3 separate regions of the Homo sapiens genome follow, and all the other regions are linked to region 1. Evidence: chromatin contacts called from ENCODE Hi-C or POLR2A ChIA-PET data. All regions are on one chromosome and are shown on one strand. The core of a region is the stretch at or near the end of the contact, and the rest is flanking DNA. Distances in the headings are between cores, read along the strand shown.

Region 1 (2,500 bases), core at 1-2,500:
TATTATTTTGAGATGGGGTCTCACTCTGTCACCCAGGCTGAAATGCAGTTGCACGATCTAGGCTCACTGCAACCTCTGCCTCCCAGGCTCAAACAATCCTCCCACCTCAGCCTCCCGAGCAGCTGGGAGCACGGGTGTATACCACCACACCCAGCTAATTTTTTTTTTTTTTTTTTTTTGGTAGAGACGGGTTTCACCATGTTGCTCAGGCTGGTTTTGAACTCCTGAGCTCAAGCAATACTCCTGCCTCAAACTCCCAAAGTGTTGTGATTACAGGCGTGAGCCACCGTATCTGGCCTATGATTATTTTGTTCACAGACAGGGTCTTGCTCTGTTGCCTAAGCTGGAATGCAGTGCAGTGGCATGATCATAGCTCACTGCAGCCTTGAACTCCTGAGCTCAAGTGATCCTCTGCCTCAGCCTCCCAAGTAGCTAGGACTCTTAACTCTATCCTACCCAAATTTTTATCTTATACTCCACCAACTCAGGGCCTCTTGCAGGAAAAGAAACCTGAGCCACTTCCATAGTATGAGGCTTCGAGTGTACTCAGAGATGAAGAATTGCCAAAATACAGCTCAAAAAGTGGCATTTTCAAAAAACAATGTAAACAACTCAAGGACATAGCTCAAAATTAAAATGTGACATTACAAGCCCATTCGAAGGTTAATTTCCTGGATCTGTGAACTAAATTAATCCATTATTAATCCACGGTACTCTAGAGGTTCTGAGGTCTGGGTTGAGGTGCAAGTTTCAAGGAATATGAGGAAAGCCATCTTTAGAAGGTGCTGGTGTATCTGGGACCTGGGGAATAAACTGCTTTGGAGATTGGTCACAATCTGAGTCGAGAGCCCTCCTGGCCCACATGGGATATGCCCTGCCCTGCCCGATGATAGCGGGACTTCATTGGGACTTAGGCAAAGACTACCTGGTCTCTGGCGCCCACGTGGCCCACGTTGCCATGGTGACGTCAGAACAGCGTGGAGACGTCACCTGACGGTTGCCGCGGTGACCTCACGGCGGTGTGACGTACCCATGGCGACGACACCACGATTCACGGCAGGTGTTCGAGTTGCCCTTCCCGCCAGCCACTCACCTGTCCCCGTCTTCCACGCCCTGAGGGCCGCGGCTCTGGAAACGGGGATACAGGAGCCTGGCGGCGCCGAAGCACCCGCGCAGGCCAAGACGGCTCCCCAGGCCAAGACGGCTCCCCAGGCCGCACACAGCCATGAGCCAGGCTGCTTGACGGGACCTGACCCCGCCAGGTTCCCGTCCAGTCCGCGGGGTGACTCCACCCACAGCTGGCCGCGCCACCGCTCAGGTTTCAATTTTTATTGGTTCGCAGTTCTCACCCCAGGGCGGGACACTCCCAGGGACTTGTTTCCCATTGGTTTAACGGAAGGAGCGGGGCGGGAAAACCCGTGTCGGCTTGGCTGCAACACCTATTGACCAATGTTCAAGCCTATTGGTAAAGGTACTCCGGGCTCGCGCGCTCTGATTGGCTGGCCTGAAGTACAACGCCTCCTCCCCTTGAGGCACGGGCGCTCTGGGTTGTGGGAGTTGGGGAGCTGCTCCGGCTTCGGCGCGGAGGGGCGGCGGCCGGGGAGGCGGCGGCGGCGGCAGGTGAGAGGCCGGGGTCGGGCGGCCGGGCGGCGCGAGGTCCTAGACCCAGGACGACGCTGAGCCAGGCGTCCAGCTTCTGTGGCTCAGTTTACCCAGCTCTGAGAGTCTTGCCCCGAGGGATCGGCGACCTCAATCTGACAGTCGTGATTTTGAGCTTGACAAGCAAGGGGATTCCCCGCTCTGAGCCTCAGTTTTTCTAAGAAATGGGGATCACGATAGTACTTAGCTCATAGTACACCTGAATCTTAGCGTAAGGTAATCTACGTAAAGCCTTAAGCGGAGGATAATTTTGCGTTATGTATAAAAGTGTAAATTGCACACACCTATAGACCCTGCAAGCTCCTTTCTAGGACTCTGTCCTGCAGAAATACTCATTTAAGTGTGCAAAACGAGGCGTACTGGGTGTTTTCTGCAGCCTTGTTTATAATTGTGACACATTGGAAACAGCCTAAATGTCCAGCAAAGAGTTCTTTCTGCTCCATGATTTCATGTAATTTCTACCTTTAATAGTAGTAGTTGTAAAAGCTGAAACGAAGAACAGAGCCAGTAATAAGTAGCTCTCAGTAATTGAATGATTAGTAGGTGCCAGACACCGCCAAGTGTTTCCCTTGCGTTAATTTAACCTTCCTAACATCCACCGAGGTAGGTACGGTTATTTTCTCTCCATATAACGTGTGGGGAAACCGAGGTTCTTAGCCATTTAAGTGAGTTAACTAAGATGACATCACTGGGGAGTGGAAGAGCTGGCATTTGAACCCAGATCTGTTGGATGTGTCCAGTTGACTCCTGCATTGCCTTTCTGGTACGTAGCAAGTGCTGGACGGTAACTACCTTTTTTGTTATTATGATGGGCTTGAACTAGGTGTTCTAAGATCTCTTC
Region 2 (4,001 bases), core at 1-2,500, 3.8 Mb after region 1:
CCACCATGCCCAGCTAATTTTTGTATTTTTAACGGAGACGGGGTTTCGCCATGTTGGCCAGGCTGGTCTGGAACTCCTAGCCTCAAGTGATCTGCCGGCCTTGACCTCTCAAAGTGCTGGGACTACAGGCGTGAGCCACCACACCCAGCAGAGGAATTCCAGAACCTGCCCAAGGTCACACAGCAAGAGGGTCACAGAGCCCACAGCCCCTCCGACAGGGAACTTAAGGGCAAGAAGGAAGTTGAGTTGCTCAAAGACCGCGGGTTAGCAGTGGGGCCGGGCTGGTCACCACCATGTGCCTCTTCCCTCAAGACCAGGGCCAAAATGGCTTCAATATATTTCAAAGGAATTAAACTGGAAAAACAAAAGTCCTCAGCAAACTAAATTTCCTGTTTTGGCTTTTTCATGTGTTCTACGATGAGTATGTCTTATTTTTGCAATCAGGAAACCAAACCCCATAAAAACGTTTTTTTCTTTAAGTCTGCGCAGGTGTTTCTCAATGTACTGGCAGCCTGAGGGGAGGGAGAGGAGGTAGGGAGGGGAAGAGAGGTCAGAAAGGCGCCTGTCCCAGCCAGGTTCCTTACCTGTCCACGGAAGACACGGCCCTTCCTCTTCTATGGTTCTCCCGAACCCCTCCAACTGGAGTCCGAGTTACTCTATTTGGCACCAAGTTCAAACAGGACACCCCTGGTTTCAAATTCGTCTCGGCCACTTACTATCTGTGTGGCCTTAAGGAAGTCACTTCACCTCTCTGGGCCTCTTATTCCTCATGTGTGAAATGGACACAAATGCTGGCCGACGCGGTATACAATAAGAGCTCAATAAATGTTCGCGTCCCTGATGTCCCCAACACCTGAAGATCAGCATGCGTCTCGTCTCTCTTTGCTGCCGATTTATTTTACTGATTCACTAGTGAGCATTTATTGAGCGCCTTCTGTACGCGTGGGCCGATGCCCAGCGCTCGGATGGTCGCCGACCTGCTAAGGGACAGGGGCGGGAAATCGGGGCTGCGCTTCCCAGGAAAGAGACCTCAGGAACATCTCCGTGCTCCGTTTCCCGTCCGGACGGAGGCTGAGAAGTCGAACTCGGGGCGCCCGGGTCCTCCGGCCGTGCGGGGAGGCGGCTCTTTCTTACCTCGGGCCGGGCCTGGGACCAGCAAACTCCGAACCTCGACCTCGCAGGGCCTCGCAGCCTTCCAGGTCCCTGGCCGCCGGACCGACCTTGCGCCAGCGAAGCCGCCAGTCCGGGTGCCCCGCCTGCTGCAGCGTCCGGGCCCCTACTCTTCCCGTCCGGGCCCGCCCCGGCTCGCCCCGCCCCGGTCTCGGCCACGCCCTCAGGACACGCCCCCTCGGGGCTCGCCCCGCCCCTGCCCTTAAAGGTACAGCTCCCGGGGAGCTTCGTAGGGTCTTCCCACTCTCCACCGTCCTCTCCCTCCGCTTTGAAACTGAGATACAAGCCGATGGGTAAGGACTGCAGGAAGCCGGAGAGGGACATTTAGAGGGTGAAACTAGGAGGTTCATTTCCCGAGGGTAGAGGAACCAGAGGGTGTCAAGCTGCTCCTGGTAATGAATGGTGACAAAGAGGTTTGGGAAAATCCCAGGTGGAGAAAGCCCCACCCTGCCCAGGAAAGTTCTCGCGGTTTCACTGAAATCCTTCTGAGATCCTAATTGGGTTCAACATTCCCCTCTAGTAGCATAGCTTTTTTTTTTTAATTTAAATTTTAATTTTTTAAGCCAGGGTCTCACTCTATCGCCCAGGCTGGAATGCAGTAGCAGCTGTCACGGCTCACTAAAGCCTCGACCTCCGAGGCTCAAGCAATCCTCCCACCTCGGCCTCCCAAGTAGCTGGGACTGCAGGCAAGTGCCATCATGCCCGGCTAATTTTGTTCATTTTTTGTAAAATGTTCTTACTATGTTGGTCAAACTGGTCACGAACTCCTGGGCTTATATAATCCTCCCGCCTCAGCCTCCCACGTAGCTGAGACCACAGGTGTGTGCCACCAAACCAGGCTAGTTTTTAAAATTTTTTATAGAGACGAGGTCTCTATATGTTGCCCAAGTTGGTCTCAAACTCCTGGTCTCAAGCGATCCTTCTGCCTCTGCCTCCCAAAGTGTCAGAGCTGTGTAAACCAGAGCAACTCCATCTCGAGTGGGGCTGGGTAAAATGAGGCTGAGACCTACTGGGCTGCATTCCCAGACGGTTAAGGCATTCTAAGTCACAGGTTGAGATAGAAGGTGGGCACAAGATACAGGTTATCATAAAGACCTTGCTGATAAAACAGGTTGCAGTAAAGGAGCCAGCCCAAACCCACCAAAACCAAGATGGTGACAAGAATGACCTCTGGTTGTCCTCACTGCTGCACTCCCATCAGCGCCATGGCAGTTTACAAATGCCATGGCAACGTCAGGAAGTTACCCTATATGGTCTAAAAAGGGGAAACATAGATAATCCACCCCTTGTTTAGCATATCATCAAGAAATAACCATAAAAATGGGCAACCAGCAGCCCTCAGGGCTGTTCTGCCTATGGAGTAGCCATTCTTTTATTCCTTTACTTTCTCAATAAACTTGCTTTCACTTTACTCTATGGAATCACCCTGAATTCGTTCTTGCGCGAGATCCAAGAACCCTATCTTAGGGTCTGGATCAGGACCCCTTTCCTGTAACAAAAGTGCTTGGATTACAGGTGTGAGCCACCATGCCCACCTTTTTATCTAATATTTAAAATTTGTATTTAATTTTTTCCCTTTTCTTTTTGCTAATCTCTGTATTGTTCCAATTTTAGTATATGTGCTGCCGAAGGGGGCACATAGCATCGTTTTTAAAAGAAGGTGGCAAACAAATCAAGACCGAGGAGTTAGTGATCTGCTGATGGATGTACCAGTATCTCCCCCTATTTCCAGTTTCCCAGCCTCCTGGGGAAGCTCTGTTCATCCTGCCTTTTCTTCTGTTGGGGGGATGGGGGAATGGGAGGAGGCAGGCATGGGGCCTGGACCTGGGGTCCTTAAGGCTGGAGTGTGTCCTCCCAGGCCACTCCTGCCTGCAGCCCCACTTCTGCCATTAGCATGCATCTAGTCACCCCATCTCTTATCCTTACGGTAGGACCTGCTTCCTCGTCATGGGCAGGACCCAGGCCCAACGCCAAGCCTGGCATTCAAGGCCCTTCAGCATCCAGCCCTAGCACACCTTTCTGAAATCGTCTTTCACCCCTACCTCCACCTCCTGCCCAGTAGTGCTCCCTGTTCCCTGAACGTATCGGCCTCTTGCTCACAGCCACCTGCCTCTGCTCCTTCCGAGCCCCCTGCCCTGATGACACCCTATCTCTTTTCCACCTGACAAACTCTTACTCATGTTGTCAGGCTCAGCTCAGAGGTCACCGCCACTAGGGGGTCTTCCACCCTCCCCCCAACCCCTCCACATGGCCACAGGGCTCCCCACCTTCAGAGCACACCTCTAATTCCCACCTCTGGGCAGGTGACATTGTGATCTGGAGCATGATGTGTTTGGAATCGCAGAACATCAGGTTTCTGTAGGACCTTCTATAAACACTTAGAGCCTCTCTTTGAGCCTCAGTTTCCCCCTTGGTGAAATGGGAGTGATACTAGTACCAACCTCCTGAGGTCCTTCCAGATGTTTTTCCTTATCTTTTTTGAGACAGGGTCTCCTTCTGTCACCCAGGCTAGAATGCAGTGGTGTGATCTTGGCTCACTGCATCCTTGACCTCCTGGGCTCAAGCGATCCTCCCGCCTCAGCTTCCCAAGTAGCTGTGACTACAGTCGTGTGCCACCATGCCTGGCTCGTTTTGTTCATTTTTTGTAGAGACAGGGTGTCACTATGTTGCCCAGGCTGGTCCTGAACTCCTGGGCTCATGCAATCCCCCCACCTTGGCCTCCCAAATTGCTGTGATTACAGGCATGAGCCACCATGCCTAGCTGAAATAGGACACTGTGAAGAGCCCCAAACCCCATGCTGGATGCTGAGTCAACACTCCCTCAGTGGAAG
Region 3 (4,001 bases), core at 571-3,070, 3.2 Mb before region 1:
GCAGGAGAATCGCTTGAACCTGGGAGGGTACAGTGAGCTAAGATTGCACTACTGCACTCCAGCCTGGACGACAGAGTAAGACTCCATCCCCGCCCCCCACCAAAAAAGCAAAATTTCAGCCCCAATTTACCAATCAGAAAGCTGAGATTAGTTTAACAAGCTCTCCAGGTGATTCTGATACACCCTAAAGTCGGAGAATCACCTTGATAATGGAAAGCAAAGAAGACTTTGGCACAGACAACCAACACACTTGAGCCAACCTTGAGATCCTCTGCCATCTATAAATCACTTTCACAGTCCCTTCTAGGCTAGATGCTAAATTGGTTGCAATCTGGTAATGCACAATGATGAGACACAAGTTGTATCTTGTCTCTGTAATAAGTAAATTGTAAGAACTTCAAAGGCAGGGTTGATTCTACTTTTGGTGTTTTTTCCATTCTTCTCGTATTTCAGATATCAGTGCAATACTTAGAAAATACGGCCGGGCGCGGTGGCTCACGCCTGTAATCCCAGCTACTCGGGAGGCTGAGGCAGGAGAATGGCGTGAACCCGGGAAGCGGAGCTTGCAGTGAGCCGAGATTGCGCCACTGCAGTCCGCAGTCCCACCTGGGCGACAGAGCGAGACTCCGTCTCAAAAAAAAAAAAAAAAAAAAAAAAAAAGAAAATACAAGTACTGAAATTTAAGTAGCTCTTTAGTAAATAAGAATAATTAACCTGGTGCAAGGGTTCTACCTTTATGAGGGAGAAATTGGAAAGCATATATGTACTTACAAATTTTCATAACTTTTCTTATCGTTGTAAAATATACATAAAACTTAGCATTTTAACCCTTTAAAATGATGTACAGGTCAGCAGCATTAAATACATTCACACTGTTGTGCAACCATCACCATTCTCCATTTACAGAACTTTTGCATCTTCCCAAACCGAAACTCCGTACCCATTAATTAATTGGTGCATTTTGCCTTGTTTTTTCTAATAGGATTTTTCTTTCTGTTGATTTGTATGAGCTCATTTTAAATTAGAGAGACCAGCCCTTTGTCTTCTGCCAATTTATTTTTTATTAATTCTATTTGTTGGTGATTTTTTAAAATCTGTTCAGAAAATTAAAAATTTTCCGTGGAATCATAAAATCGTGTTTAGATTATAAAATCCTTTATGATTTGACTGTTGCCGTCTTGAAAGTCTTCAACATCTCAATGTTATGAATATCTGCACTTACATTTTCTTCTAAGTTTTTGTTAACATTTCAATATTTAATCCACAAAAGATTCACTTACATGTATTTTTTCCCCAAATGGGTAATCAGCTCTTCAAACATTATTTACTGGACAGGCCATCCTTCCCCTACTAACGTAAATGTCATCTTTTCATATTAAATTTCTCCATGCGCTGGGTATTTACTCCTACATCTTCCATCTAGTGCTTTTGAGAATTTTCAACACTCTTCCATTACACGCATGTACCATCATTTATTTAATCAATCTTCTATTGGTAGGCATTTGGGACGTTTCCTGCTCTTCCATACTAAACAATGCATAGAATTTTGGACTACATTAAATAATTCTCTGCCTCAGTGGTTCAAGTTGCGTAAATTATGCGTTTACACTTTTCTTCGGATTACTTTTAAAATGACAACCACTATGTTTTGCTGGTCTCAATTACCAGAGAATTGGCAAGAAACCTGACAGCTGGGGCTTAGGATTCCCTGCGCCAGACCTCCGAGCTACACCAGAGGGCGTACTTTCCTTACTCGGCCTCGGCCACATCCGGGTTCCACCGCAGATTCGGGCAGGGAGCGGGCGGAACCTTTCTACCGCGTCTCTAGCTAACACGCACGGCGGGGACAGTTTAGGCCTCCGCGCACCGTTCGCCGGGAGTCTTGCAGTTTGCTTGGTGCAGGGAAGGCGGGCGCGGAGGTTCTATCTGTTTCTTCCTCCTTCGTGAGCAGCATGGACGTGCTAGCGGAGGAGTTTGGGAACCTGACTCCGGAGCAGCTGGCGGCGCCGATCCCGACTGTAGAGGTCAGTGCCAGGCACGCAGGGAGCGTCAGGGACAAGGATGCGCCCTGAGGGGGCGTTGCCCGGAGTGCTCGGGCCGCCAAGGGGGCGGGCTGGCGGTTTGTGCGCATGCGCCGGGCTTCTGCGCATGCCCAGAGCGTCGCGCTTGCGAGTCTTTTTTCCAGAGCCGGCCTCCGCGTGCGCGAGTGAAGGCTGATCCCAGAGGAGCTGTCAGCCGCTGCGGGGGCCGAGAAGCCCCGCTGCTGGCTCTAGGGTTGGAGCTCTTCCAGCATAGGTGTGCGTGGGGAGGACTGACCCTCGCACTTACTGTGGGGGACGTATTGCATGTTTGCAGTCTTACAGAGGACACGGGGCCAGGGAGCTCAGGCCATTTGCATGAGGCACCACAGCCGGCTGTGGGGGTAAAACCAGATCGTCTGAATTCCAAGCTAGTCATCTTTCCTTTTAACTTGAAGTTCCAGTTTGGGTTGCAGGGGAATTTTAAACGCCCTCAATATTTACTAAAGAATTTGCCTGTGTGTTTTCTGGGGGAGAGACTCCACAGCTTTCATCAGCTTCTCGGAAGTTAAGGACAGCTGCCCCACAGCGAGCTGCCCAGTGAAGTGCGGCTGTCGACATATTTTGTTATCTGATAAGGCACATTTTGTAATCTCTCTGAGCCTCAAAATCTACACTGACGTGGAATAGGGAAGTGGAGACGTGGCCGGAGAAGATAGCAAAGGAGAGATTTCAGGGAAAGAGAACAGGATACTTGAAACCTCCTCGGCAAGACCATTGGATGTTTTTGAGGAAGGAAAGTAAATCCAGTAGTATTAGAGTGAAGAAAAATAGAGGAGAAGAGATAAAAGACAGGGTTAAGTAAGGGTCTTGATTATGAAAAGTTTCAATAAACATCTGACAGAGCTTGGACTTTGTCTTGGAGCAGAGCTTTTGAAGGGTTTAAGCAGGAAAGTGACATGATCAGTAAGTCTATCGGATTATAAGAACCTCCTTGGCTAGGCGTGGTGGCCTGTAATACCAGTAGTTTGGGAGGCCAAGGCGGGCGGATCACTTGGGCTCAAGAGTTTGAGAACAGCTTGGGCGACATGGCAAAACCCTGTTTCTACAAATAATACAAAAATTAGCTGGGTGTGGTGGCGTGCACTTGTCCCAGCAACTCAGGAGGCTGAGGTGGAAGGATCACTTGAGCCTGGAAGGTCGAGGCTGCAGTGAGCCGTAATTGTGCTGCTGCACTCCAGCCTGGGTGACTGAGACCTTGTCTCAAGGAAAACAAAACAAAACCTCTTTATAATAGTTTGACAAGTTAAGGAAGTTGAATTAGCAGTTCCAACAGATTCAGTCTATAAGTGCATGCAATAGGCTGCTGATCATCAGGCAAAACTATTTTTTTTTTTTTTTTTTGAGACGGAGTCTAGCTCTGTCGCCCAGGCTGGAGTGCAGTGGTGTAATCTCGGCTGACTGCAACCTCTGCCTCCCGGGTTCAAGCAATTCTCCTGCCTCAGCCTCCCAAGTAGCTGGGATTACAGGCGCCCACCATCACCGCCAGCTAATTTTTGTATTTTTAGTAGAGACGGGGTTTCACTGTGTTGGCCATGCTGGTCTCGAACTCCTGACCTCGTGATCCACCGCCTCGGCCTCCCAACGTGCTGGGATTACAAGCGTGAGCCACCGTGCCCGGCTGCAAAACTGTATTTTAACCGTGAAAAGTGAATATCAAAGAGCCAGCATTCACTGAGCACTTGCTAATGTGCCAGGTTCTGTTTAACCATAACATGCATTATGTTATTTAATCCTCTGAAATAAGTACTATTTTCACCCCCATTTTGCCAGAGAGGCCCAAAGATGTTAAGTAAATAGCCTTGCATTAGAAGCCTGGTAGTGGCTAATCTGGAATTTGGACTCTTGTCAGTCTGACTCGAGTCTTCATCCCTAACTGCTATCGGACCGCTTCTCCAGAGAGCTGAAGAAATAAGCCTGGGA

The links. A loop is a pair of places that touch in the nucleus more often than their neighbours do. ChIA-PET counts read pairs that join two places held with the same protein, here RNA polymerase II (POLR2A). Pooled maps may share reads with other maps.
Region 2: a map of naive thymus-derived CD4-positive, alpha-beta T cell shows a loop between it and region 1 (10-fold over the local background). The contact joins the promoter of SLC8B1 here to the promoter of MMAB in region 1. A Hi-C loop is called at or near these places in 1 of 168 maps with a recorded cell type or tissue (naive thymus-derived CD4-positive, alpha-beta T cell) and 5 of 50 pooled maps. POLR2A ChIA-PET finds 5 or more read pairs at or near these places in 1 of 52 experiments (activated CD4-positive, alpha-beta T cell).
Region 3: a map of naive thymus-derived CD4-positive, alpha-beta T cell shows a loop between it and region 1 (18-fold over the local background). The contact joins the promoter of POLR3B here to the promoter of MMAB in region 1. A Hi-C loop is called at or near these places in 1 of 168 maps with a recorded cell type or tissue (naive thymus-derived CD4-positive, alpha-beta T cell) and 6 of 50 pooled maps. POLR2A ChIA-PET finds 5 or more read pairs at or near these places in 1 of 52 experiments (Panc1).

The regions. Positions count from the first base shown.
Region 1 is chr12:109,572,254-109,574,753 of GRCh38, forward strand. It overlaps MMAB (metabolism of cobalamin associated B), which reads right to left and starts at 1,251. Exons shown (of 9, transcript NM_052845.4): 1 at 1,094-1,251. The coding sequence starts at 1,227. It overlaps MVK (mevalonate kinase), which reads left to right and starts at 1,541. Exons shown (of 11, transcript NM_000431.4): 1 at 1,541-1,620. RefSeq lists enhancers at 641-1,142, 1,143-1,642 and silencers at 1,402-1,531, 1,552-1,781.
Region 2 is chr12:113,333,859-113,337,859 of GRCh38, forward strand. SLC8B1 (solute carrier family 8 member B1) reads right to left here and starts at 1,251. Exons shown (of 16, transcript NM_001358345.2): 1 at 585-1,251. RefSeq lists a silencer at 1,172-1,461.
Region 3 is chr12:106,355,928-106,359,928 of GRCh38, forward strand. POLR3B (RNA polymerase III subunit B) reads left to right here and starts at 1,821. Exons shown (of 28, transcript NM_018082.6): 1 at 1,821-2,024. The coding sequence starts at 1,953.